Regions from separate parts of the Homo sapiens genome. Here region 1 is linked to region 2. A link is a loop called in an ENCODE intact Hi-C map of the cell type or tissue named here. Cell type or tissue: chondrocyte. All regions are shown on one strand. Links, peaks and the distances in the headings refer to the core of each region. The heading gives the core; the rest is flanking DNA.

The links. Hi-C counts contacts between places; a loop is a spot of excess contacts. Peaks named below come from ENCODE experiments on the same cell type or tissue, not always from the same donor. Only the 100,000 strongest peaks of a DNase experiment are listed, where the experiment ranks them.
Region 1: a loop joins it to region 2, with 2.4 times the contacts of the local background. A loop is called at or near these places in 5 of 110 quality-filtered maps.

Annotation. Positions count from the first base shown.
Region 1 is chr11:76,644,874-76,659,069 of GRCh38, forward strand. It overlaps LRRC32 (leucine rich repeat containing 32), which reads right to left. Exons shown (of 3, transcript NM_001128922.2): 3 at 12,651-14,196. It overlaps LRRC32-AS1 (LRRC32 antisense RNA 1), which reads left to right and starts at 12,123. Exons shown (of 3, transcript NR_199061.1): 1 at 12,123-12,283. RefSeq lists an enhancer at 8,896-9,419. In chondrocyte, for the core only: no CTCF peak of the experiment used is centred there; DNase peaks (open chromatin) are centred at 10,348 and 10,798.
Region 2 is chr11:76,571,552-76,586,831 of GRCh38, forward strand. No RefSeq gene overlaps it. Among named protein-coding and RNA genes, the nearest start is that of LINC02757, 51 kb to the right of the region's middle. RefSeq lists an enhancer at 7,490-8,182. In chondrocyte, for the core only: CTCF peaks have their summits at 7,574 (motif pointing right) and 7,788; DNase peaks (open chromatin) are centred at 5,870, 6,660, 7,198 and 7,580.

The sequences.
Region 1 (14,196 bases), core at 6,197-14,196, 76 kb after region 2:
CTTCCAGATTACCGAACACCTGGAGGTGCTGGGAGGATAGTGTGCCTGGAGAGGGCATGGAAGCTCCCCCATACCTTGCCCTGTGTATATCTTCCATCTGGCTGCTCTTCTGTATCTTTTCTAATATCCTTTATAATAAATGGGTAAATGTAAGTAAAGTATTTCCCTGAGTTCCATGATCTGTTCCAGCAGATTAATTAAACCTAAGGAGGGCATCTTGGGAACCCTGATTTATAGCTGGCTGGTCAGAAGCATAGGTCACAACCTGGGGCTTGTGATCGGCATCTGAAGTGGGGTGGAGCACTGTGGATCTGACGCTATCTTCAGGTAGATATTGTCAGTATAGCATTGAATCATAGGATCCCCAGATGGTGCCCGCTGGAGAAAATTGGTGGTTGGTGGGAAGAAATCCTGCATGTTTTGGTGACCAGAAATGAAGCATTCTATGGTGAGTGTGAGAGTAGGAAAAATACTGGTTTTTCTTATCTCTTGCAAAATGGCATTCTCACCAAAAAGGCAGAATCTGACAGAGAAACTATCAGACAAAACCAAAATGAAAAACAGTCTATGAAATAATTGGCCCAGAGTCATAAAAAATGTCAGTGTCATAAGAGACAATAACATACCGAAGAACTGTGCTGGATAAAAGGAAACTAAAGAGACATGGCAGCCAAGTGAAATGCATGATCTTAGATCCAGTACTGGATCAGAGGTGAAGATTGCTACAAAGCCTGTTACCAGGGGCATTTTGTGAAATTTGGATCTAGCCTAAGGATTATATAATAGTATTATATTAATGTTAAATTTCCTGAATTTGATAACTATATTGTAGTTATGTAAGATAATATATTTTGTCTTAGAAAATACATGTTAAAATGTTTGGGGGTAATGATGTATGCAACTTACTCTAAAAAGGTTAAGAAAAAAATGTGTGTATAAAGAGAAAGTGACAAAGCAAAATGTTAACAATCACTAACAGCTGGTGAATGTGGATAAAGGGTATACATGGGTGTTCTTTGTACTATTCTTGCAATTATTCTGCAAGCTTAAAGGACTTTTATTGAAAATATATAAAGAGCTCTTAAAACTCAACAATAAGAAAATAATCCATTTTATAATGGGCAGAAGACTTGAACAGACACCCCACCAAAGAAGATATGCAGATGACACATAAGCATATAAAAAGTTGCTCAACGCCATACATCGTTAGAGTTGCAAATTAAAACAACAAAGAGATACCACTAAACACCTGATAGAATGGCCAAAATGCAAAACACTGACAACACCAAAGGCTGGCAAGGATGTGTGGCAACAGGAACTCTCATTCATTGCTGGTGGGAATGCAAAATGGCACAGCCACTTTAGAAGACAGTTTGGCAGGTTTGTGTGTGTGTGCAAAACTAAACATACTCTTATTCTTTGATCTGGCAGTTGCACTCCTTGGTATTTACCCAGATTAGCTGAAAACTTACATTCACACAAAATCCTGCATACAGATGTTTATAGCAGCTTTATTCACAATTGCCAAAACTTGGAAGCAATCAAGATGTCTTTCAGTAAGTGAGAGGATAAATAAATTATGGCACATCCAAACAATGAAATATTATTCAGCACTCAAAAGCAGCTATCAAGAAAAGAAAAGACATGGAGGAAACTTACACTCATGTTACTAAGTGAAAGAAGCCAGTCTGAGAATGTTACATACTGAACAATTGCAACTATATGACGTTCTGGGAAAGGCAGAACTATGGCAAAAGTAAAAAGATCAGTCATTGCCAGAGGTTAGAGGGGAGTGGAATAATTAGGCAGAGCACAAAGGATTTTTAGGTCAGTGAAACTATTCTATATGATGCTATAATGATGAGTACATGTCATTATCGATTTGTCAAAATCCATAGAATGTACAACACTAAGAGCAAACCCTAAAGTAAACTATGGATTCCAGGTGATAATGATGCATCCATGTAGGTTAATTGTTTGTAACAAATGTTCTACTCTTCTGTGGGATGTTGATGGTGGGGAGGTTGTGCTTGTGTGGAAGTGGGTGGGCATGGGAACTCTGTATGTTCTGTTCAATTTTACTGTGAACATAAACCTGCTCTAAAAATTAAAGCCTATTTTAAAAACACGAAAATTTAGCCTCTTACTACACTCCCATTAAAGGGATTAAAGAAAAAAATAACAATACTAAGTGTTGGTGAGGATGTGGAGCAACTGGAACTCTTACACATTGCTGATGAGAATTAAATATTGGACAATCACTTTGGAAAACAGTTTGTCAGTGTCTTTGAAAGTGAAACATACACCTGCCCAGTGACCTAACACTCCCACTCCTAGATATTTCCCCAAGAGAAACAAAAACTTTTGTTAACACAAAAATCTGTATATGAATGTTTATAGCGGCTTTATTTATAATTGCCAAAAACTAGAAACAACCCCAATGTTCTTTGGTAGGTGAATGGTTAGACATCCTGTGGTACATCCATTCAATGGAATACTACTCAGTGATAGGAAGGAACTTCTGGTACTTTCAAAAACGTGGATGAATCCCAAGTGCATTGTACTAAGTGAAAGAGCCCAGTCTCAAAAGGCTACATATTGTGCGATTTCATTTATATGACCTTCTGGAAAAGGCAAAACTGTATCCAAAACTAAGCCCTATCACTTTAGGGTGAGAGAAAGCATTTATATCTTGACTGTGGTGGTGGTAGTAGTTACATAACTTTATGTGTTTTTCAAAACTCATAGAAGAGAACGTTATTAAGGGTGAATTTTACCATGTGTAAATTATACCTCAACTAAGCCAACAAATCAACTTGAGTTTCTCCTAGAGTTCTGTGACCTGGCTCAGAGACCTGCAGTGAGGAATGGGAGCCTTGTTTGTCTCTCCTGTTATCTATTCTGCTTCTTTGAATTGGCTCAGGGTTGAGAGGGGTTTGGGGGAGATACAGGCAAGTGCAAGGTGTGCTCTGAATGGAGTCATTGTAACCTGGCGTTAGACTCCCCTAGGGGTCAGATACCCAAACTCTGGCCCTTGCTTTAAAGGGACAAACATTTTTTGGGTTGTGTGCAGGCTTCTTTGTTGGTCTCCTCCAGCTGGTTCCTGGGCTTGGGTGACATATTCCCCAAGACTACCTGTGCCTGTCCCCTTCACTCTGGCTGAGGGTCCTTCTGTAGGGGTCCCCTTCTCCTGGAGGGCAGACTTCTTGGGCAGGGATCTTTCATGATGACTGACTTTTGGATACCTTGCACTGTTTCTGGTTGGTAGCATAGGAAACATTTCTCTCTTTTGCACCCTGCAAGCACAAGCTGCTCCCATGGCAGCCCCCACCCCTCATGCCACCACCAGGGATAGCTCCCATCAGCTTTTTCTCTTTAGACTTTTCCAGGGGAGAGGTGGGTCAGGTTCTGTTTCCCCCAAGCTCCAGGGAAGCCCCAGTCTCTTGGCTTGAGTTATGTGGGGTGAGGCACAGCACTGAGGTGACTCTCCCCAAGGAAAACCCCTGCATCCATCCTTCTCTCCCAGGTCAGTGCCTGCTCCAAGGCTGCTCTGAGCCTGTATGAGGGCATCACAATCTGCCCAAGTCCTGCTGGATTGTGTCTGGTGCTGCTTTTGAGGCTCTAGGGTACAGCAGCAGTTCTGAGACAGGAAAGTCCCATTTCACATCTTACTACACATAAATATTATGTTATTTTAACAAAACTGGGATTTTGATACGTAATCACCATTTTATAACCTGCTTTTTCGCTTCATACTATGTTTTGAGCATCTTTCCATGTCAGTAGACTGCTACATTCATATCATTTTAAATGAGTGATTAATATCACTTATGCAAATATACTAAAACTTATATCCATCCCCAATTGTTGGTCATTTTAGGTTGTTTCTAATTTTAGATGATTATGTTTAATAATGTTATGTTTGGGGTGAATTTATGTGAAGCTGATGAAAGGACCCCATTTGCACAAGTCCCTTTCAAATGCCTGGGAGTGATCTAGCAATTCTATATTCATAATTTTGTATTCTTTGCGTTATAGGGGCCCCCTAAATTGTATAAACTTCAGGCTCCACAAAAACTGGATGTGTCCTTGGCTATGACAAACGTCTTCACGCTCAATTTTTTTTTCTATTTTTTGGCTACGTCTTTATTTCCTTAGGATAAACTCCTAGAAACAGAATTGCTAGATTAAAGCAGATGCACATTTTTAAGATTCTTGGAACGTATTGCCAAAGGGCCCTCCAGAATAGGTGATTTCATTTACACTCCCACTCTGCCTTGAATGAGAACAACCACAACTGGGGCAGTTTCTAAGGGATTGTGTTTCCTTGTTATTGTGACTTGGTTGTAGCTGACATTCCCACCTTTTCCCGAAAGTAGAGGTTTTGATCTGAGATCCACGGGATCTGTGGGTAGAATTCTTGGGGTCTGTGAACTTGGTTGAGAAAAAATTACGTCTTTATTTTCATCATTAGCTTCTCATTGAAATGTAATCATTCTTTCCATCTTGAATGTAGCCACGAATCCCCATAGTATTCAGAGTACAAATGACTTTAGCAGTCCTGTAACCAACAGAAATCACACGTTTTCCTGCCTTCTTACAGATCTCTCAGAATATCATTTATGCTCATCGGTGCTTCAAAATTACAGTAGTTATTAGACTTGCCACTAGATCTTGTTATGTAATGTGCTCATAAAGAACATGTATTACTAATTCACAATTTATTTTTTAATATTTTGATAAGCAGTCAATAGAATTGGTTTCCTTTGTAATCATGTGTATTTTTTATTTTATGAATTTGAAAACCTTATCCTGAAAAGAAGTCCTTAGGCTTCACCAGACTGCCAAGGCATAATAAAGTTCAGAACCCTTATTGTATGGGTCAACTCACATATCTTTAAAACTTACTGAAGGAAAGGAATTAAGCTTTCATGAACCCCTGCCTGGAGCCAGGCTCTAGGGGTACATGCTGGGGGTACAGAAGGGGCAGGATGACCTCCTGCTTTTGAGGAGCTCATAGTCTAGGTAGGACATGTGATTTCACAGCTCCTGCCACTCATTGTCCTGTGGGCTGAGGGCCCAGTTTCTCAGATCTTTCAGGATTTTAAGAAAAATTAGAAATCCAGATTTTTATATGTTCCCGTGTAAAACAACTCTTACAATTTTTAAATGTTGGCAACTAATCAAAATTTTTATAAACCACTGTGTGGGCCAAATAAAGCATGTCTGAAGGCTAAATCTGGCCCAAAGGCCACCAGTTTTCAACCTTTGCTCTAGGAAAGCTGAATTCCAGTGAGGGTGGGACAAATTCATTCTGTGGAACAAAGCAGCAGAGAACCTGAGCACCCCCACCCATACCCTACTCTGCTCCTGTAAACCAGGGAAACAGGGAACTGGAGTCTTAGCTTTGAGAAGAGAGGAAATGAGAGAAGAAATTCTATTGTGGGCAGTGGGATTCCCTGTAACCTGGGTGCAGGCCGGGTGAGGAAAGACATGGCTGGAGGTAGATGCTACTGTAGTGAGAGTGTCAAGGGAATTGTGGGAGCAATGAGGCAATTAAATTATTGTATATCTAGAAAACCTCAGAGCCTCTAGCAAATAAGATAAAATAACTGCAAAAGAAAAACATATTTGAATTATTAAGAAAAAATGATGTTATTAGATATAAGATAAATGTACAAAAACCAGTTGCTTTTCTTATTTTTGACAATAAATGCATAGAAACGGAAATAGAAAAAATATTCCCATTATGATATTGACAAAAACGATATTCAGAAATAAATGTAACAAGAAAGATATAGGGTCTCTATGAAGAAAGGTATACAATCTTGTAGCAACATAGAACACAAGATCTGAGGCTGGGCGTGGTGGCTCATGCCTGTAATCCCAGCACTTTGGGAGGCTGAGGTGGGTGGATCACCTGAGGTCAGGAGTTTGAGACCAGCCTGGCCAACATGGCAAAGCCCCATCTCTAATAAAAATACAAAAATTAGCCGGGTGTGGTGGCACATACCTGTAGTCCCAGCTACTCAGGAGGCTGAGGCAGAAGAATCGTTTGAACCCAGGAGGCAGAGGTTGCATTGAGCCAAGATTGCAACGCTGCACTCCAGCCTGGGTGACAGCAAGACTCCGTCTCAAAAACAACAACAACAACAACAACAACAAAAAAAGAGAACACAAGATCTGAACAAATGGAAAGATACATCATACTCTTGGATGGGAAGACTTAATATAGAAATGTCAAACCTTCCAAAATCAATTCCAAACAGAGTGCAATGATCTTGATGTTTATATGAAGCAATAAATTCCTGAGAATAGCCAAAAAGACATGAAAAATAGTAACAGTACAAGATGACTTGTCTTGCAGGTATCAGAACCAACTCTAAAACCAATCATTAGAGTAATGGTATAGAAACAGAGAAATAGATTAGTGAAAAAAAAAAGAAATCCAGAAATAGATCTCAAATATATATCAGAATTTAATATCTGACAGAGTAACCTTTTAATTACTTAATAAGCAATGCTTTCAAAATTACTATTCATTTTGAAGCAAGTAAAATTGGATGATTATTCAACTTCAAAATAAAAAACACATCTCAGGTTGGCTGGGCGTGGTGGCTAACACCTGTAATTCTAGCACTTTGGGAGGTTGAGGCAGGAGGATCTCTTGAGCCCAGGAGTTCAAGACCATCCTGGGCAACATAGGGAAACCCTCTCTCTATTTAAAAAAAAAAAAAAATCAACAACATCTCAGGTTATGTAAAGATTTAAATGTAAAATAAAAAACAAGATAACAATTTTGGTTTTTTTTTTTTTTTTTTTTTTTGAGATGGAGTTTTGCTCTTGTCACCCAGGCTGGAGTGCAGTGGCACCATCGCGGCTCACTGCAACCTCTGCCTCCTGGGTTTAAGCGATTCTCCTGCCTCAGACTCCTGAGTAGCTGGGATTACAGGCATGCACCACCAGGTTTGTCTAACTTTTTTTGTATTTTTAGTAGAGACGGAGTTTCACCATGCTGTCCAGGCTGGTCCTGAACTCCTGACCTCAGGTGATCCACCCACCTCGGCTTTCCAAAGTGCTGGGATTAGACATGTGAGCCATCGCACCTAGCCAACATAACAAATTTTACAAGAAAATTTAGGAGACTATATGAGCAACCTGAGTGAAACTTAATAAAATTGAGAAGCGATTAAGGAAAAGTGAGACCTTGGAAAACATTGTAGGCCAAAAGATACATAAGCAGGGTCAATAGACAAACGAATTATGGAAATGTGAGACAAAGTTTAAGATCTACAACATACAATAAGGATTTACAAATTAATAAGAAATAGTTAACTCAGTAGAAAAATGGGCAAAGGATAAAAATGGGTAATTCACAGAAGAGTTCATCCAAATGGCCAAAAATACAAATGAAGACGTGCTCAGCTCCAGCAGCAGGAAAATGCAATTTAAAGTAACAATGAGAGATCGTTTTATACCCACAGCTAAAACCTGCATTTCTGGTAGGGAGGCACAGGATAAGATACTTTCATACGTTGTTTGCGGAAATGTGAAACATTACTGTTTTTTTGAAATGCAAACTTTATTAAAAGTATATATAATATACATTAAAAGTGTATAAAATATATATATCTCCATTGATTTACTTCTAGGCATTCATTCCATGAGAACACAAACCCTAGAGAGTATAGGCATAGGAATAGAATTTTTTGCCTCATGTTTATAGTTAAAGAAAAGATAAAGCTATTGTTCATCAATAGGTGAATGGCTGAATAAATCGTGCAATATTCACGCTATGGAATATTATGTAATGTCAAAAATTATGTGAAACTTATATCAGTTTATTTCGGGGGATTTCCTTGAAGTACTATTGCATAAAAAAGCGAAATGCAAGAGAGTATAATAGAATATGATCCCATTTTTGTAAAATAACAATTAAAATCTCTAATACTTGCATATGTGTGTTTGCATACAATGTAAATGTGTCTGTCAGTGATTACTCAATTAAGGAGAAAACATACAGGAGGTTGGATACAGTGGGTTATCTGGGGTCAAAGGGGAGGGTAGTACAAGCTGACATGAGCAGTGTGGAAAGTGAGGAGGGAGACATTATTGGCTCATCCTCCACCAAAAAAATAAAATAAAATAAAAAAGCACGGGCCTTTGGAATTGGACTCCCTCATCCTGCAGCCTAGCTAGCCCCCTCCCCCCAAAATGCGTGACTCCCTTGGGCATCCCTCCCACCACCCTATACGTGGCCTTCCATGTGTTTTCCATGATGCTAGAATAGGGCAGTCAAGTCACCAAGTCGCAGGGAGGGGCCAGGGCTGGGGGGCTGCTTTCAGTGCATGAGAAAGGACCTCAGGGTCCAGAGTTCAGGCCCCATTCTCCCCAGGCGACTTGGCAAATTCATGAGAGTGAGTGGAAGAGGCCACGGAGTATTAATTGACTTGTTCTCTCAACTGAAGTCCTCCTTCCGTCTTAGCTGACAGGTCATGTCCTCAGAAAGGATTCTTCTGAGTCCCACCCCTCAGTGATCTTGCCCTTCACTCCCTTTCATAGCCCTCATTACAATTTGCCATCGTTTTTGTTTGTGTGTGATTAATGTCTATTTCCCAAGCGCCACAAGAGGAGGAACGCTGCCTGTGCAGCACCCAGTATGAGATGCGGCAGGGTCCCGGCAATGCTGGCTGCTTTCAGTCATTTGCTCACTCACTCTCTCCTTCATTGACTCAATCTTTTCTGCATTTCTTTATTCATTTTTTCCCTTATTCACTCCAGAAACATGCTATTGGTCCATGCCTTTTCCCGATCTGAATCTTCCGCTTTCTAGGGTGGCTTTTTCAGAGAAGGAGGGAGTGGGGACATGATGGCAGAATTCTGGGAATGCATCCACAACTTGGGAGGGCCTAGCTGGGTGAGTTGGAAGCTCTCCAGGGAAGGAGGGAAGATTTCAGAAGGCTGGAAGTCCTGAGCAGAAGGTGCTGAATGAGGAGAGAGGAGAAAGTGATGCGATGGAGGCTGGGCCAGGCAGACCCCTCTACTCCCAGACATGCCCTGGCTCTTCCTGCTGCCAGGCCTTGGGTCCTGCCATTTGTTCTGCCTGGAAAGCCTCTTCCCATCTCCACGTGTTGAAATCCTACCCTTCCTTGCAGAGCCAGCCCAGATGTCCTCGAAGTCTTGCCTCACTTCTCCAGCTGGAAGGGCTGCTCCCTGCTGCAAACAAACTTCCCGAGCACAAAATCTGGACCTCCCTCAAGGCGCTGACCACTTCCTGGCTTGGGTTGTGGTGTGGCCCCTCTCTCCACCCCATAGACAGAGGCTCTGTCCAACTGTTCCCTGTATCCCGCAGGGCCTAGGGCCCAGCACAGAGCAGATGCCCAAGCCACTCTGGCCGAACGAATGAGCAGTGCTGAGTTTGGGGGTGTGGGCGATGATTATGACCCCATTTTACAGATGCAGAAATAGAGGTGCAGCTAAGTGACGGTCTTGGCCTTGGTCCCACAGTGAGGAAGCAGCAGAACCTAGACTCAGGCCCGTGTTTCTGGTCCCAGAGGCCAGACTCTTTCCAGGGCAGCTTGGTGGGAGGTGAGGTAGGGTGGGGTGGAGTGAGACTGGATCCTGGGAACCAGGAGGCCAGGGAGAGCTGGAGTTCGGACGGCCAAGTTCACGGAAAGCGCAGCTGGGGAGGAGCCAAGGTATTTATTATGCTTGGTCTCCAGTTCCAAACAGAGCTGATGGATGGAGCTGCTCCAGTTCCTATAAACAGCTCGGGCCTCCCTCTCCCCCACCCCGCCCTCCCCATTCTCAGCCACCACAGCCCAACTGTTTCCAGTGCGATAGGGGTGGGGGTGGGGGGAGATGACCAAGAAGAGAAGAATGGGAGACGAGGGGGAGCAAAGGAGGGGGGGAGGACAAAGATAAGACGGGGTCCTAGAGGCCTGAGGAAGCTGCAGGGAATGGAGGGTGGTCAGAGAGGATTCTTTGCCTCCCCACTGGCCCCTGCTGCCGTGGGCAGCCCACAGTCTGCATTCCCCTGTCCTCTCTGTGTCCCCTAGGTCTGTTCAAAAAGCCTCCTCACCACACTCTCTGAGGGCTTGTCTCAACTCCACAAGCTTCTGAGTCCTGGAAGACAGGGGCCATTCACTCAGAAAACCTTTTCTGAGCTGGCTTTAGTCTGTGTTGGCTCACAGGCCCTGGGGACAGATAGGACTCCAGGTAGGACCTCCCCCCAGGACCTCCTGGCCTGGTGGGTGGGTCAGGCAGACACCCAATGCTGAGGGCAGCCCAGACCTGTGGGCAGCTGGAGGAGAGAAATCCAGACAGTCTCCCCAGAGAAGGTGATGGAGGTGATACAGGCGAGGGTGGTGAAGGAGATTGTGCAGGTGGGTGGGGGGGTGAGCTGGTTCCGGCAGAGGAGGCGGGAGAGGTGCAGGAGGCAGTGCTGCCTAATGGTTAAGACTGCTGGCTCCAGAGTGGGACAGCCTGGGTTCAAGTCTCATCGCTGGAGCTCAGTTCTCTAAAATGAGGATGGTAACAGTAGAAATCTCTTCAACGGCTGTCAGAATTAAACATGACAATCCACATCCAGTGCTCAGCATGGGCCCGCCCGGAAGTGCTCAACAATGGCCATCTCTGAGCATGTTGTGAGAGGTGGCGGGAGAGAGATGGGCCTCATGGGCTCAGTGAACTGCCTGAAGGACAGGGGCACAGAACACAGACGGTGGGTCCCAGATCCTGGAGGATGTGGCCAGCCTGTGGGTCTGAGAGGGTGAGTTGCTGGCGCGTCCCGGGACCCGTTCCTGGTGGAGTGCCACGCCAGCGCATGGAACCCCAGGAGTTGGGCCCTGCACCTCAGGCTGACTGTGACCTGGGAGTGGCAGGGCCTCCCCTCTCCCTGCAAGCTAAGAGCTCGGGAAGCTGGATGTTCTGATGACCTAGTTGGCTGCTGTGTCCACGTTTGGCTGAAAACAGGAATTTCTGCCTCACCGGGGGTCTTGGCCAGGTGAGCAAACTCCCTGTTTGTCAGGAAAAGGGGTCAGGGGCCTGCTGGGCTCCCTGCTGGAGCAGAGGCCCGCAGACCCTAGGCGAGCTCAGCCCAAGCTCCTGCTTTCCCCTTAGGCCTTCACGGAGCACCTATCGTGTGCCAGGGGGTGGGGCTCTCTCCTTTCTCCCCCAGCCCTACCCCATGAAATAGGTGTTTAGAATTTCCCTTTGCAGACTGGGAGCCAGGAGCAGGAATGGGGAGGTGAGAGGGCACGGACCAGAGAAACGGAAGAATCTCCAGGAGGCAGAGCTGCCAACGCTGGGCCCAGGGGCTGCAGGGCCAAGGGGAGGGGTCCAGGCTGACTCGGGGTGGGCAGGAGAAGCATCACTGAGCAGGAGCTTGGGGGAGAGGCAGTCAGGGAAGGGAAGGGCAAAGGCGCAGTGCCAGGCTGCTGACAGGGCGAAATGGAAGGTGTGAGGGCCAGAGGAATAAGCACCCCCTGCTCTGCATGCTCTGCCCTGGCCTGTCACGCCTCTCAGTGCTCCCCTACCCAGGTGAGGCTGCTTCTGTCCCACACCCGACACTCACCCTCCAACTCCAAGCCAGGAACCAGGTGTGGTTTTCTTCCAAGTTCAACCTTGATCTGCAGCCTGGCTGATCACTGAATTCTCCAGTCCCTGGGGACCTTTAGCCCTCTACCTGGGAAGGCCTCTGGGTAGCAGAATTGGACTTTCAGGAGAGGTGGGGCTGGAGACAGAGATGTGGGCCATCAGAGCAATGGGGTGTTTACAGCAATGAGGCCATAGTGTTCCCAAGGGAAAAGGGCTTAGGATGGAGCCCTGGCCATCACCACTTAAAGCTGGCTCAAGGAAGATGAGCAAAGAGTGGCCTGAAAAGGAGTGGCCTGGGAGGGAGGAGATGGCTTCCTGTGTGGGATCACAGCTGTGGGGAGAGCATGCCCAGCAGGGGTATGGGTGGGGGGCCTGCTGCACAGGGCCTAGGGAGAGGAGGTCTGAAAAGCGTGCTGAGTTTGGCAAAGGATACCCTTGACGCTGTTAGCAAGGGCAGCATGGAGCTGGGAGGGGCTGAAGGCAGCTCCAGGCGGGTTGAGAACGGGAGGGGCGGGAAGGGAAGTGACTTTACCAAGAACCTGGCCTGTGAAGAGTGGGAGGACGAAGGGGAAAGTGGCTGAGGGGCTTCTCACTATTTTTAAGACGGACAAGACTTGAGTCCAGCTGAAGTCTGAGAGGAAGACGTAAACAGGGAGAGGCTGGAGGCAGAAGAGAGCATGACGGGGTAAGGGAGAGAGGACGGGGCTGGGGACCCCAAGGAGGAGGGGCAGTGCAGCCTCTGAGATAGGGCACAGAGGGCTGAGCACAGAGAAGGGGAGGGGGCCTGTAGCTGTAGCAGGAAGGAAACAAACGGAAGCCCTCAGCCTCTCAGCCCTGGGGTGGGGAGCACAGTCGCCTGTTGAGTGTGGGGCAAGAGGTGTAGCAGGGGCCATGCTAGTGGCTGCGGCTTCAAGGTCCAGGGTGGTGCTGGCCCAGAGTCTCAGTGTCCCCAGGGATTTGCCATGATGATTGAACGACCGTAATGGGATTGAGCGGCAGGGTTCTAGTGGACGCAATGAAGCGGATTGCAAAGAGGAAGCTGGCAGCCACACTGCTTCTCCAAAATTAGTTTTTAATACATTCAGGTAGGTTATACAAAGAGTTGGTCCCGAGGCCTGGGCTGAGGCCTGGGCCCTGGGAAGTGACAGCAGCCCTGTGTAGTGTTTTCAAAGATCAGGCGTGGGGACCCACACCTTGGCCTCCAGGCCTAAGGAGGAGTGTTACGTGCAGTAGCACCCGTGGGTGTGATCCCAACCAGGACTGGGTCTGCCTGGGTGCTCCACACACCACCAGGGCCTAGCCCTGGCTCTGCCCATTGACTCTCCCTTAACTTCCTCTGGGCCTTGGTGTTCTCCTCTGTAAAATGGGGTGGAGAGAGTGGCATTTTCACTTTCTCGCACATTACTGAGCCCACATCATGAGCCAGACTGTGGGCCAAGCACAGGTAAGATGATGAAGACAGCAAAACAAGGTCTTGAGTTGGTCCCAGCACGTCCATTCTTCCCAGACAGCTCATGACTCCATGGTATGAGGGATGGGGGTCATCTGGGTGAGGCTTTTTACCTGTTTTTGTAAGAGGGAAAAAAGATCCTTGCATGATGAGGCACAGAAAGGAAGTTTGGAGCCAGCATTATCTTGTGATGTGATAGCTGAGAGAGGACATCACTCTGGTCCAACCCCCAATCTCACCCCACAAATAAGGGCTCTTTTTTCCCCCAGAGGCTCTGTATAAGCTCTCCACAAGTTTCATTCTCTTCCTAAGCCTCAGTTTCCCCATCTGTGCAATGGGGAGGTTGGATTCCATAGTCTCAAACTCCAGGCTCTGCTCAATAGAGGAAAAGGGAATGAGAGAATGCAAGAGCACAGAGAGAACAGGAGAACCCACACCAGGGTGGAAAGGAAGGGAGGAGGGAAACAGGCAGAGAAGGAGGAGAGCGCCTGCAGCTGCCTGCCTGGGAGAGAGGAGAGAGCAGGTGTGCACAGCACAGGATGCTTCCAGACCCTGCTCGGGCTATGTGGGGCCACTTCCTGTCCACTTAACGGCCTGCAGCCCCTGCAGTGGTAAAGATCAGGCCCTGGAGACAGAAGGATGAAGGTTTGAATCTCACCTATGGCATTAGTTAGCTGGGGCCCTGGAAGGAGATTTTCAGAACTTCAGTTTCCTCTTTTATAAAACGGGGATAAAATATAGAGCTGTCACATAGGGGCAGACACAAGGCTTGGATTCAAATCCACATCTGCCAAGCTGGGTGCAAAACAGAACCAGATATCTAAGGTTTTAGCTCCTGGCTCAGCAGCCAAGGTGGGGCTGCGATGGAGAAGTGGGGCTGGGCAGGGACGGTGCTTAGAGCAGCACTGGGGTCAGGGTATGCAACATGAGAGTGCCAGGAAGGGAGAGGGCAAGTCCAGAGCAGGAGACGGAATGGTCCAGTGCTGGGCTGGACCCCTTAACCAGACCCTGCTGGAGCCGCCGTGGCCCACCTAACAACACCAGATCCGAGACACACTCGTACAGCTCCAATTCTCTCTTCTGGTCCTAAGCTTTTCATTTTCAGAGAGACTGAAAGTCATTCTCAGAAGACGTGACAAACAGTCTGC
Region 2 (15,280 bases), core at 3,551-11,550:
CCTTAATTTACCAAAACCTAATGTAGTAAATATCTTTATCCTCCTCTTGAGCAATAAAAGGACCTTCAAACACATTTATCTTCCACTCCTAAATTGCATGCTATTGTTACTGTGTATTTTAACACTGTCTTTTAAAAAAACTTTCTCTCACAGTATAATATACTGCAGAAATTTTCACATAGAAAAACGCTGACCCGATGAACTTTACAAACTGAACACATCCATGTTATCAGCACTCAGATCAAGAAAGATAACATTATCAGCACCCTGAAAGCTCCTCTTCAGTCAGTACTATGACCTGCCAAATGGTAACCACTATCGTGTCCTCTAACAACCTAACGTAGTTTTGCCTGCCTTTGTACCTTATAAAAAAGGAATCATACAATATGTATTTACTTGTGCCTGGCTTCTTTTGCTCAACATTATGTTTGTGAGGTTTACACAGATGGTTACTACCATTGTGATTTTGCTTATTGCTTTGATTGGCATCTAGTTTGATATTAATATGGCCGCTTCAGCTGTCTTCTTTTTTTAATTTTTTCTTCTTTTTTTGACTTTTCTTTCTCCAGTCTTTGATTCAGGATTCGGCTTTCTTTTGATTAATGTTTTAATAGTATATTATTTCCCATTATTTTACTTTTTTTTTTTGAGACAGGGTCTCACTCTGTCACCCACGCTGGAGTGCAGTGGCACAATCACAGCTCACTGCAGCCTCAACCTCCCCAGGCTCAGATGACCCTCCCACTTCAGCTTCCTGACTAGCTGGAACTACAGGCATGCAGCATCATGCGGGTATTTTTTTGGTAGAGACAGGGTTTCACCATGTTTCCCAAGCTGGTCTTGAACTCCTGGGCTCAAGCAACGCTTCTACCTCCAAAGCGCTGGGATTACAAGTGTGAGTGAGCCACCCTGTCTGGCCCATTGGTTTACTTTTTTTTTTTTTTTTTTTGAGACAAAGTCTCACTTTGTCACCCAGGCTGGAGTGCAGTGGCATGATCTGGGCTCACTGCAACCTCCATTTCCCAAGTTCAAGCGATTCTCTTGCCTCAGCCTCCCAAATAGCTGGGATTACAGGCACCAGTTTAGTAGAGATGCGGTTTCACCATGTTGGCCAGGCTGGTCTCGAACGCCTGACCTCAAGTGACCTGCCCGCTTCAGCCTTCCAAAGTGCTGAGATTACAGGCTGGAGCCACCGCGCCCAGCCCCATTTGTTTACTTTTAACCTATCTATATCTTTACATTAAAATGGGTTTCTTGTAGATGACAAGTAGTGTGTCTCGCTTTTTTCTCTAATCTGACAATCTTTTTTAACTGGTGTGTTTAGACTATCTACATTTAATGTAATTATTAATAGAGCTGAATTTAAATCAACCACTTTGCTAGTATTTTTCTGTTTGTTCCATCTTTTCTTTGTTCCACTTTTCTTTTTTCTGCCTTCATTTGGATGGAGTATTTCTTAAATTCCATTTTCACTCCAGCATTGTCTTACTACTCATACCTATTTTTAAATTGGTGTGGGGGGTGTGGTTCCTAGAGTTTAAAATATGCATCTTTGTCACAGTCTACCTTCAAATAATATACATGCATAATATTACATGCCTTCGCACAGGTGTAAACATTTTACAGCAACAATATACTTTCAATTCCTCCTGACCATTTTTTTATGTTATTGCTGTCACACATTTTACCTTTATATAAACTACAAACCCCAAAATACAATGTCACAATTTTTGCTTTAGACAATTTTCTTTTAGCGCAATTAGAAGAAAAAAAAAATCTTTCCACTTACCTTCATTAAAAAAAATCTCTAGAGCTACTCATTTTTTCTGTGTATATCTAAATTTTGTCTGGCATCGTATTCCTTCTTCCTGAACTTCTAACACTTCTTGCAGCTCAGGCCTTCTGGCAATGATGTCTCTCAGCTTTTGTTTATCTGAAAAGGTCTTTATTTTGCCTTCGCTTTGGGAAGATAGTTTTTACTGGAAATATATTTTTGGGTAACAGTTCTTGTTATTGTTTTCTCTTTCAGTACTTTGAAGATGTCACCTAACTGTCTTCTGGTTTATGTAATTACTTATGAGAATTCTTCTACAGCTCTGATCTTTGTTCCTCTCTAAGCAATGTACCTTCTTTTTTTCCTTGGGGGTCTTCAAGATCTTCTCTTTTTTGTTTATCTATTATGTTTCTGAGGATGAAATATGTCGATTTTCTGGTTGGTTTTTGCTTTCGTTTTGTTATTTATTCTTCTTGGGGTTCTCTTAGCTTCTTGGATCTGTGGTTTGCTGTGTATGTTTTTCATTATTTTTGGAAAATTCCTAGCCATTATCTACTTAATATGTCTTGTGTCCCATTCTCTTTCTCCTCCTTCTTGGGATCCAATTCCACTTATTTAGACTGTTAAATATTGTCTCATAACTCATGCATTCTCTGTGCTGTTTTATTGTTGTTGCTGCTTTGTTTTTACTCTTGTTTTCTTTTAGTTTGGGTAATATCTACTGACCATCTTCAAGTCCATTGACTTATTCCTCAGTTGTTTTGAGTCTTCTGACAAGCCACAGAAGGAATTTTTCATCTCCAGTACGGTGATTATATTGTCCACTTTTTCTATTAGATTCTATAACATATTACTCCTATTTGGTTTAAAGTCCCCTTATGATAGTTCCAACATATGGATCATGTCTGCATCTGGATTTATTGATTACCTTGTCTCTGGACAATGGGTTGTTTGTTTCTTGCCTTTTTTTGTGTGTTTTTATTTTTGATTGAATGTCAGACATTGTCGAGCAGTAGACACTGAGATAAATAGTTATTACACCTGGAAAAAGGCATGTCTCCTGTTCTGTCAGATCATTAGTGTGTGGAATTGAGTCAATCTAGTCAGGAGTTGAGTTGGGTTTGGGTTTTGTTGTTACTAGGGTTATCTTCAGTGTTTTGCAGTCTTCGAATTCTTCTAGAATTGCCTCAGGTTTAGGACTGGAAATGAGATGCTGAAGGATTTTTCTCAGTGATCTCAGGCTTCAGCCATCTCTGTACTCCTGTACCACATAGGGGCTTCCTCTCCACATTCTTGCTCTTCTCCCAGTAGCAGACTGATCTTGCTTGTTACAAATGCTTGCCAGGCTCATCGTGGGGACAGGGAGGCATTCTCTTTGCTGTGTCCCAGTCTCAGTGTTAGGCAGGCCCTGTGTGCTTGGGCCTTGGTGGGGAGAGGGAGGTTTGTTCAGGATTCCTGCCCCTCCTCCCAGTGGAAGCCAAAGTTTGCCTCATATCTGTGCAGAGTCTGTACTGGATAGGGTTTCCGGCCCTCTTCCATTCGTAAGAAGTCTCTAGTGGCATTTGTTTAGGATTCTGGGCCTGGAAGAGTTTCCTTTTCTTCTATCCTTCACCTATCAGCAATGGAATCTTGCCTGTGCCCATGCCCTTGAGGGTAACAGGGTTTGTTACCTCTCCCCTCATACATTGGGGTTAATTTTTTCCATATGAGAGCAGGGTTTGGGCAGGGAGACAGGGCAGTGTGTCTTTGCTGTAGTCATTTCTGAACTCTCCCTGCACATATGCACTACCCAAGGCTGCTCTCTACAATCGCTCAGCCTTTCCCTAGTTGTGATCATCAGTACTTGATGAAAGCCCAAGGAAAAGGGCCTGAGAGTATACTAAAACTTTCCTCTGGGACTCTAGACTGCCAAGCTAGCCAACACTTGGCTTTTAGCCTTTGTTAAACTTTAAGCTATTTTCTTCTCTACCTGTATGGTGGTCAGTGCCTCTTCCTATGCTCTGTTACAAGTGACCCAATCCCTAGATCTCATCTCTCCTTGGAGGTGCCTGTCCCCCTTTGGAATTCAGGGTATTTGGTTGTCCTCTGACCTCAGATCTCTGATGGATTCAAGAAAAGTTATGATTTGTAGTTTATCTGGCTTTTTCTTGCTGGGATGGGAGCAATGCTTTTTTTAGCTTCCTATATCTTGGGTGGTAGTAAAACCTCCCTCCTACATTCTTTCATTTATTTTTATTTTTTTATTTTTTAAGAGATGGGGGTCTCACTATTTTGCCCAGGCTGGTCTTCAACTCCCGGGCTCAAGCAATCCTCCTGTCTCAGCTTCCAGAGTAGCTAAGACTACAGATGTGTGCCACCATGCCTGACTCTCCCTCCTGTATTCTTTTTTTTTTTTTTTTTTTTTGAGACGGAGTCTCACTGTGTCACCCAGGCTGAAGTGCAGTGGTGTGATCTCTGCTCACTGCAACCTCCGCCTCCCAGGTTCAAGTGACTCCTTGAACTGGAGTCCTTGACTCCTGCCTCAGCCTCCCCAGTAGCTAGGATTACAGGCACCCGCCACCATGCCCAGCTGATTTTTTTATTTTTAGTAGAGACAGGGTTTCGCCATGTTGGCCAGGCTGGTCTCGAACTTCTGACCTCACGTGACCTGCCTTCCTCGGCCTCCTAAAGTGCTGGGATTATAGGCATGAGCCACCACTCCTGGCCCCTCCTGTATTCTTAAGAAAGCAAACAGGCTTCACCTCTTTTGCCAAGTCCTTCTCCCTCCTTACTGCCCTCTGATCTGGTTCCTCTCTGCTCCCCAACTCAATTCTCAATTCTTTATTCCCCAAAAGATCCTATCTAGCATTGTAAGGCCCTCTATAAAGGGCAAAGATGGGGAAGGGAGAGAAGAAATAGGGTGGAGATGTGCCAGTTGGCAGGGGTTAGTTAGAAGAAGGCTTGAATTCTCATACATTAATAAGTCTTGTCCTGTCACACTTGTAAATAATAGCGGTAACTGGGATGAGACACAGGTCACTAACACAGGCTGGTCCTCCCCCAGCCAGTCCTATGAGGGACCCAGCAGTCTTCCCCTTTAATTTCTCTATTGCTGGATGACAGGCCAAGTGGATTCACATGATAAAGTATTGGAAGTGAGAGGAGCAAAGTAGGGAGATGATGAGAAGTTGCTGAATAGCTTGGGGGTGGGGTTTTCAGGGAGTCTGAGAAGAGAGGAGCCAAACCAGACCTAGGATAGAAGTGGACAGGAGGAGAAAGTGGACTCAGTGCTGCATGGACTGCATATTAATTTTATTTATTATTATTATTTTTTTGAGATGGAGTCTTGCTCTGCCGTCCAGGCTGGAGTGCAGTGGCGTGATCTCAGCTCACTGCAACCTCTGCCTCCCAGGTTCAAGTGTTTCTCCTGCCTCAGCCTCCCGAGTAGCTGGGATTACAGGCTCCCACCATCACACCCGGCTGATTTTTAGTAAAGACAGGGTTTCACCATGTTGGCCAAGCTGATCTCGAACTCCTGACCTCAGGTGATCCACCCACTTCGGCCTCCCAAAGTGCTGGGATTACAGGCGAGAGCCACCGCGCCCAGCCTGGACTGCATATTTAGATTCATTTTTCTCTTCGAGAGAATCAAGCGAAGAATGGTGTCTTCCTGGGCTTTTCTGTGTAGGGGTGCTTCTTAAACACGATGCGACTCTGAGACTGAACCAGGAGTGTCTCAGCTTCCTTAAGAGTTACATTGCAGGCTCCCGAGGTATGTGCCAGAACTGTGTTAAGTACTTTACAGATGAAGAAACAGGGTCAGAGATGATGGGTGACTTGTCCCCAGTCACAGCTAATAAGTGACAGAGTTTGGACAAAAATCTAGCCAGGTCTGATGTTCTAGCCTAAGGTCTTTCAGACAGCTCTTCCCTGGGAAGCCACTGACCCCTGGCTCATTCCTGCCCCCTCATCCTTCCTGCCCCAGTATGCAGGGGTAGGCCTTCCCTCGGGGCCTGGCTGAGTCTATACCCTAGCCAGCCCCGCCATATCAGCCTCTAGAGACAGCCTTCCTGACACTCCCCAGACAGCCAGGCCCCAGGGCGTGCAGCCAAGCGGAACCTCTCTGGGTGCCCCCAGCCTGAGCTCTGGGTGTGCTGCTCCCAGTCACAGCCCAGGAATGTGGGCATCCAAGCATCAGCAGCAGACATGCTCGCTGGCTGTCAGCCGAACCAGGGCCCCTGAAAACTGACAGGAGCTGAAAGAACCATTAGACAGGAAGGCTGGACTGAGAGGGCAAATTTCAAGTCACCTGAGCTGTGCATGGCAACGCAAAGCAGCTAAAGCTGGTAATGTTGGGAAAGCCACTGCCTGATGGGCCTCCGTTTCCCCATCTGTAGACTGTGGATGATATCTGTTGGCCTGCCTGTTTCACCAGGCAGCTGTGAGAACATAAATGTGATTGATTGCATCACCTGATTATATTGCTACCTCAACCCATCTCAAAGACCCACAGGGGAAACTGAGGCTCTGAGAGCACACAGATGATACCTCGGTTGGTAATAGGGCCAGGCCAGGAATCCGGGCCTCCGGGCTCAGCTCTCACTGACTCAGTGTCGGACCCTGGGTAGATCTCTCTTCTCAGAGCCTTGGCTTCTTTATTGTAAAACGGAGGAACTGCCACGACAGTGCTTCTCAGGCTTAGTTGTACTCACGTAGCACTGGGCCCTTGTTAATCCACGGATTCTGATTCAGCAGGTCTGGGGCGGGGCCTGAGAGTCTGCATTTCTAACCAGCTTCCAGGGTCTGATGCTGCTGGCCCTGGGGCCACATTTAAGAGCTGGGGCCTGGAGGAGCCATATGGGCTTTCAGGTCAGACATTCCTAAACTTCCAGGGCTCTGGATGCCTCCTTCCCTTCATCGCAGCCCCCACGGGGCTGTCCTGAAACTCCTAGGTGGGAGCACTTCCTCTCTTCCCTGCGACCCTCCGCTTCATCTGCACCTGCCTCACCTTCAGAATCAAGAAGTCTCCAGCTCCTCCTGCCTCCCCCTGGGACCTGCCCTTCTCCCAGCCCTTAGTGGGAGACAGAACCCCATACCTATTGAGGATGTGAAGAGCTCAGACCTCTGGAGGATTAGAGAGCAGGGCTTCTAGGAAGTCTCTCATCCCAGGGATCTTGCTGACTCAGTAGCTTTCCTGCCCCTCCTGCCATGCCCGCCCAACCTCAGTAGCTGCTGGAGGGGATTTGTATGCCATCAGGATTTTGTAAAGAAAAGAGGGTGTGTGTTGGTAAGGAAGGAAGAAGCCAACATTTATTAAGGTCCTATTGTGTGGCAGGCACATTCGCAAGCATCGCTTCCGGCCAGCCCTTGGCCCTGTGAGGTGCACTTGCATTGAGCCGTCATTGTGGGGATGAAATATGGTGCAGCCCGGGAGACTCCTGAGGGACAAGTCAGCAGTGTGAGGAGGGGACAGAGGCCAGCCTGGTTTCCCAGCACAAAGAAAGAGGAGCCTGGGGGCAGGGAGCATCCAGCTTGGGGAGGGCCTACAGATCAGGGGTGGAGTTTGACTTCTTTCTGGGAGTTTGACTTCTTTCTGGGACAGCAGGAAGCGCGTTAAAGGGCCAGGCGAGTTTGAGAGAGGATCAAATGAACTCTTCGGAAGGACATGGCCGTTGAGTGGAGATGGGGGTCAGAGGGACCTCCATAAGGCTCCTTCCACTCGTGGGACCTTGAGCTGGACAGGCTGTGCGGTAGCCCTGTCGTTTGTCTACACGCGAAATATCTCTACAGCACGTTCTTACCACGATCTGATTCCCTGTAAAATCCCCAGGAGGGGGCAGCACAGGCCTCAGTCTCCCCTTTGGGAGAGAGGTCCAGGGAACACCACAGGCTTCCCCAAGACCACCCCAGGATGAGTCACTGGGCCAGGATTGGAATCCAGACTCCGTAGGCGGTCTGCTGCCAGGACTCTGGGTCCTGGGAGGGAAGAGGCCGGAAGGCCAGGGCCCAGCCCGGGTCAGCAAGCACCCATCACCCGAGCATTGCCCGGCTGGCCCGGCTCAAAATAGCTTTCCAGACACAAGGAAATATTTTATCCCACTCCGTTTTCCCACACAAAAAAAATAAACATCCCCAAATCTCAATGGGGCCAGACTCCGAAGAGGGGGGAAGGGGAACAAGAACATGGCTGGCTGCCCACTGAGAAGTCCGGTATTTGTCCTTTTAGTTCCTTTCTTGGGGTCAAGACTTTGCTTCCTGATATGAGCGTGGAGACTCCCACTGCTTTCCCAGTGGGGACTGGCTTTCCCTTGGTGTTAGGCTGCCCTTTCCCAGGGGTCACACACCTCAGACATTGTGATGCAGATGGGACAGCTGCAGGGACCATACATGGAAGGGTTAAGAAGCATATGACACAGCTCTGCCCTTGACGGGCTTACACGCCACTGGGAGGCATGGCTGGGCTTCCTGTCTCCCTGAGGAGCTCTTGGACACTGGGGAAGAGAAGACTAATATTTCCTGAGAGCCAACTGTGTGCCTGGTACACACCAGGCTCTTCCAAAGACACAATCCCATTTGACCCTCACCATAAGCCTTTGAGGCAGGTGAGGCTATGAGGCTATTATCACTTCCCATTTTACAGATGAAGAAACTGAGACTTGGGGCAGGCATGATCTGTGCAAGGTTTCAGAACCAGGGAATGGTAGACCGAGGACTTGATTTTACACAGGTGGCTGTAAGGCTGCACTTGGCGTCATGCTGGCATTGGTAGGGCCCACCTGGAGGCTGGTGGGTGGTGAAATGAGCCGGGGCTTGCTTGCGCACAGAGCTCCCGTTCTTCCCTTGGGTTGTGGTAAACCCAGTCCCTAGTGTCCCAGGACCTGACTGGGAAGGCAGAAATGAGGCTGCTGTTATGGATTGAATTGTGTTCCCCTAAAAGGTAAGTTGAAGTCCTACCACCCCCGACATACCTGTGAATGTAACCCTATTTGGAAGTAAGTTCTTTGCAGATGTAATCGAGTTAAAATGAGGTCATTAGGAAGGGCCTCATCCAAGATGACTGGTGTCCCTATATGAAGAGGGAAGGACAAATTGTTTTGTTTTCATCCTCCCAGTGTGGGGTACTTTGTTATGGCAGCCTCAGGCCATCTATACAGCTGGGGTCTGCCTGGGGGTCCCTCAGCCTCCTTAGGCAAAAAGGTGACCTGGAACCTGTGGGAGAGGTGCAGGGGCCAGGGCTCAGTCCTCAGCTCTGTGAGGGGAAGAGCTTTCTCCCAGTCGCAGCATCCCAGAGGAGGGGCCTTCTGAGGTGCCGAGGGCCACGTGGCGGGAGTGTGTATATGGAGGAGAGGATGGCCGTTTGATGAAGGTGTTGGGTTGATTGTCTCTTTCTTGTTGATTTTTGAGTATTAGTTTATATAGATATATCTATAGAAAGGTTGGCCTACTGGGTAATGAGTTTGTTGCAAATGTGCGTGTTGCAAATATGTTTCCTAGTTTGGGGCTTGCTTGTCTTTTCATATTCTTTATGGCGTTTGTTTGTTTGTTTGTTTTTTAAGAGACAAGGTGTCTCCCTGCCACCCAGGCTGGAGTGCAGTGACGCGATCATAGCTCACTGCAGCCTTGGTCTCCTGGGCTCAAGCGATCCTCTCACCTCTGTCTCCCAAGTAGCTAGGTCCACAGGTGCGCATTACTGTGCCTGGCTAATTTTATGCAATTTTTTTGTAGAGTCGAGTCTCACTTTGCTGCACAGGCTTATGGTGTCTTTTGATCAACAGAGGTTCTTCATCTTAATGTTATCAAATTTGTCCACCGTTTTTCTTTATACCCTGTGCTTTTGCTGTCTGCTTTTAAAAATCATTTTTCATCCCAAGGTCATAAGAGAAGCCCCTATATTTTTCTAAAAATTCAAAATATTACTTTTCACAAGCATTTTTTAATTCAACTGCAATTTATTTTTGTGTAGGGTATGAGGTCAGGTTTCTAATTTAATATAGATAAGCTACTATCTCAGCATCATTTATTGATCAGCAGTGCCATCTCTCTTATATCTGTCCCTGTATCAATACCTCAGTCTTAATTACTAGAGTTTTAGTTATTTTACTGTACTTAGTTTTAGTAAGTCTTGATGTCTGGTGGAGCAAAACTCCCTATTCTCATCTTGTTTTCTTCTGTAATGTCTTTGTTATAGTTTTTGTACCTTTTAATGGTTCCTTTAAAAATTCTTAACACAGTTATTTATGTAAAAGTTTTCTGAAAATAATTTTAATATCACTATTAATTTGAATAATTTACTTTAAGATTTGTATAACAGAGAAAGTGAGAGCTTGACAGTTTGGTAATATTCTTTTTTTTTTTTTTTTTTTTGAGACAGAGTTTGGCTCTTGTCCAGGCTGGAGTGCAATGGCACAATCTCAGTTCACTGCAACCTCCGCCTCCTGGGTTCAAGCGATTCTCCTGCCTCAGCCTCCTGAGTAGCTGGGATTACAGGTGCCCGCCACCATGCCCAGCTAATTTTTTGTATTTTTAGTAGAGATGGGGTTTCACCACATTGGCCAGGTTCGTCTCAAATTCTTTTTTTATTTTATTTTATTTTATTATTTTATTTTATTTTTTTAGTATTTATTGATCATTCTTGGGTGTTTCTCGCGGAGGGGGATTTGGCAGGGTCATAGGACAATAGTGGAGGGAAGGTCAGCAGATAAACAAGTGAACAAGGGTCTCCGGTTTTCCTAGACAGAGGACCCTGCGGCCTTCCGCCGTGTTTGTGTCCCTGGGTACTTGAGATTAGGGAGTGGTGATGACTCTTAAGGAGCATGCTGCCTTCAAGCATCTGTTTAACAAGGCACATCTTGCACCGCCCTTAATCCATTTAACCCTGAGTAGACACAGCACATGTTTCAGAGAGTACGGGGTTGGGGGTAAGGTTACAGATCAACAGCATACCAAGGCAGAAGAATTTTTCTTAGTACAGAACAAAATGGAGTCTCCTATGTCTACTTCTTTCTACACAGACACAGCAACAATCTGATTTCTCTATCTTTTCCCCACATTTCCCCCTTTTCTATTCGACAAAACCGCCATCGTCATCACGGCCCATTCTCAATGAGCTGTTGGGTACACCTCCCAGACGGGGTGGCGGCCAGGCAGAGGGGCTCCTCACGTCCCAGAAGGGGCGGCCGGGCAGAGGCGCCCCCCACCTCCCGGACTGGGTGGCGGCCGGGCGGGGGCTGCCCCCCACCTCCCTCCCGGACTGGGCGGCTGCCGGCTGGAGATGCTCCTCACTTCCCGGATGGGGCGGCTGCCGGGCGGAGGGGCACTTCTCAGAGGGGGCGGCCGGGCAGAGACACTCCTCACCTCCCAGAAGGGGTCGCGGCCGGGCAGAGGCACTCCTCACATCCCAGACGGGGCAGCGGGGCAGAGGTGCTCCCCACGTCTCAGACGAGGGGCTGCCGGGCAGAGACGTTCCTCACTTCCTAGACAGGATGGCGGCCGGGCAGAGACGCTCCTCACTTCCCAGACTGGGCGGCCGGGCAGAGGGGCTCCTCACATCCCAGACATGGGCGGCCAGGCAGAGACGCTCCTCACTTCCCAGACGGGGTGGCAGCCGGTCAGAGGCTGCAATCTCGGCACTTTGGGAGGCCAAGGCAGGCGGCTGGGAGGTGGAGGTTGTAGCGAGCCGAGATCATGCCACTGCACTCCAGCCTGGGCACCATTGAGCACTGAGTGAACGAGACTCCATCTGCAATCCCGGCACCTCGGGAGGCCGAGGCTGGCAGATCACTCGCGGTTAGGAGCTGGAGACCAGCCCAGCCAACACAGCGAAACCCCATCTCCACCAAAAAAATACAAAAACCAGTCAGGCGTGGCGGCGCGGCGCCTGCAATCCCAGGCACTCGGCAGGCTGAGGCAGGAGAATCAGGCAGGGAGGTTGCAGTGAGCCGAGACGGCGGCAGTACAGTCCAGCTTCGGCTCGGGATCAGAGGGAGACCGTGGAGAGAGAGGGAGAGGGAGACCGTGGGGAGATGGGAGAGGGAGAGAGAGGGAGAGGGAGACCGTGGGGAGACGAGAGGGAGAGGGAGGGGGAGGGGGAGAGGGAGAGGGAGAGGGAGACTTCGTCTCAAATTCTTGACCTCAGGTGATCCACCCGCCTTGGCCTCCCAAAGTGCCGGGATTACAGGTGTGAGCCACTGCACCCATCCTGGTATATATTCTTATAAAAAATTTTCAGTGGATAGACCAACACACATGCACACACATATAATTTATTTATATATACATTATGACAGAATCATTCCTCATATACTGTTCTGACATTAACTTTTTCACTTAGAAATAGGTCTAAATATATTTTCATGGTGGAAAAATAGAACAGACTCATTAAAAAAAAACAAAACCTGCACGGTATCCCATTTTAGAGAAGTACTCAAATATAGTCAACCAATTCCTTACTGAGGTACGTTGGTGTTGTTTCCAATGGCTCATTTTTTAAAATTAATTCTGCTTCCAGTAATAAATTACCCTCCAGAAAGATTGTACCCACTAGCACTGTATCACACTGCCTTTTGGATCACATGGGCACCAACACAGGGTATTTTAAACAAAATAAACAGATACAGTAAAGATAAAGCAAAGAACACCATAGGCATTGTGTATATGCCACCCACACATTTACTACACGTTTGCCACACATTTACTACATTAGCTTTTTATTAAATTTGCTTTGGAATTTTAAAAAAAATATTAAGGAAATTTCAAACATACACAAAAGTAAAGTAAATGGTATCATGAACCCATCACCCAACTTCAACAATGATCAGTTCATGGCTGCATCCATCTACATTCCCAGCCCCAGATTATTTTGATGCAGATGCCAGACACCATATAATTTCATCTATAAATACTTCAGAAAGCCTCTCTAAAACATAGACTCTTTCATACTTTAAACAATCAAATATTTTCTAATATAATATGATATCCAAATATATCAAATTCCCTTGGTTGTCTTAAAAAAAAATAATTTGACCAGGCGCGGTGGCTCACGCCTGTAATCCCAAGACTTTGGGAGGCTGAGGTGGGCAGATCACGAGGTCAGGAGATCGAGACCATCCTGGCTAACACGGTGAAACCCCGTCTCTACTAAAAATACAGAAAATTAGCTGGGCATGGTGGCAGGCGCCTGTAGTTCCAGCTACTCAGGAGGCTGAGGCAGGAGAATGGCCTGAACCCGGAAGGTGGAGCTTGCGGTGAGCGGAGATCGAGATCGCACCACTGCACTCCAGCCTGGGCGACAGAGCGAGACTCTGTCTCAAAATAATAATAATCATAATAATAATATTAATAATAATTTATTTGCAAGATTGGGAAAATGTTGGTCCAAGGACACAAAATTTCATTTAGGCAATAGGAAGAGTTTCTAACATCTGTGCTACATCATGGTGACCATTGTTAGTAATGATACATTGTACATTTGCAAATTGCTAAGAGAGTAGATTTTAAATGTACTCACAACAAAAAATGATAAGTATGTGAGGTAATGCGTATGTTAAATAGCTTGATTTAACCATCCCACAATGTATACATAGATCAAAACATCATGTTGTACAGCATAAATATACATAATTTTTGTCAGTTAAAAAATGTTGCTTAAATAAGTATTGTCAATTAAAAAATAATTCATTTTCTTGAATAAGTATTCAGAATAAAATCCAGACATTGTCTTTGTGACTCTTAAGTTTATTTTTTTAAATTTTGTAACAATCACAAACTTACAGAAAAGTTGCAAGTACATTACAAAGAGCTTTTCTTCTCCTGACTCTTTTGAGAAGTGAGTTGCAGACCTGGTTCCCTGTCACTAACCAAATCTTTTTTTTTTTTTTTTTTTTTTTGAGATAAGGTCTTACAATATTGCCTAGGCTGGTCTCAAACTTCTGGCCTTAAGCAATCCTCCTGCCTCGGCCTCCCAAAGTGCTGGGATTATATGTGTGAGCTACCAGGCCCAGCCTCCCCAAATCTTTAATGCTTCCTACAAACAAGGACCGTCTTCTCTATAATTATAATATAACCATCAAACCCAGAGATTAACATGGACTCATTACTATCATCTACTCCCCAGATACCATTCAAGTCTTGCCACTCATCTCAACAATGACTTTTATTGTCAAAGGATCTAGTTCAGATGCACACACCATATTGTATTTTAGTTGTCTTGTTCCTTTAGTATCTTTCAGCCTGGAAACGTTACTCAACTTTCCTTGAAATTTTTGAAGTTATTTTGTAGTCTATCCCTCAGTTTGAATTTGCCGATGTTTTATCATGATTGTACATCTTTGCAAAGTCTATAATTGTGCATCTTTGCATAGTATATGAATACTATGCATCTTCAGTAGGAATATCATGGAAGTGATACTGTGTTTTTTCTCATTGCTTCTTATCAGGTGGTGTGTGATTTTAATTGGTCCCATAACTGATGATTCAGGTGATGTCTACCAGTCTTCTCACTGTAAAGTTACTCTTTTCTCCTTTGTGATTTTTATAGATAGTTTGAAACGATGCAAATATCTCATTCCTCATCAAACTTTCAATTTATCCTTTAGTTTACATCAGTATGGATTTATGATTTTCTATTTTATTCAATGGGTCATAATCTCTTACTACCATTACTTATTTTTAAGCTCAAAATGTCCCCAGTTTGGCCAGTGGGAGTCTCTTTAAGCTGGCTCCTGCATCCTTTTGAGAAATACCCATAATTCTTTGGGCACATCCTTACTTTCTGGCATTACAAGATGTTCCAGGCTGATTTTGTACTTTTCCTGTCCCAATCCTGTAATTAGGCATTCTCTAAGAAATGCAAAACGGTGATATTCTAATTATATTTTTTATTTATTAGCCAGAATTCCTTTATTTAAAAAACAACTTCCTTTTATCAACTACATTAGTTCATTTCCTTGAGTGCAGTTTAAATAGCAAGTCAGGATAAATATTTGAGTGTTTCTCATTACTTACCAGTTTTAATAATAATGAGTTAGTTTTCTAGCCTTCTCCAAAGGTAATCAGTAAAGTATTTTTTAGTAGTATAATAAACTTATTCATTTTTAAGTATGTCAATCTATTTGTCATTATTTTTATTGATGTTCAAATTGTCCCAACTTTGGCCAGTGGGAACCTGTTTTGAAAATTTACATATGAATCCGATCATGAGAAAACAAATCCACACTGAGTTTTTTTCACAGTGAAAAGAACATTGGGAATTTTGTTTGGGATTACATTGACTCTACAGGTCAATTTGGGGAAAACTGACATCCTCGAGACAGTGAGCCTTCCTGTTCATGAACATGGTATACGTCTCTGTTTATTTAGGTCTCCTTTATTGTCTTTCAGTAAAATTTTATTCAAGATCTTTTATATCTTTTGCTAGATTTATTCCAAGATATTTTGTATGTTTATTGCTAATACCAATTATATCCTTTTTAAAATGCATTTTTTAAACTGAAGAAGTGGTAATATATAGAAGTGCAATTGACTTTTGCA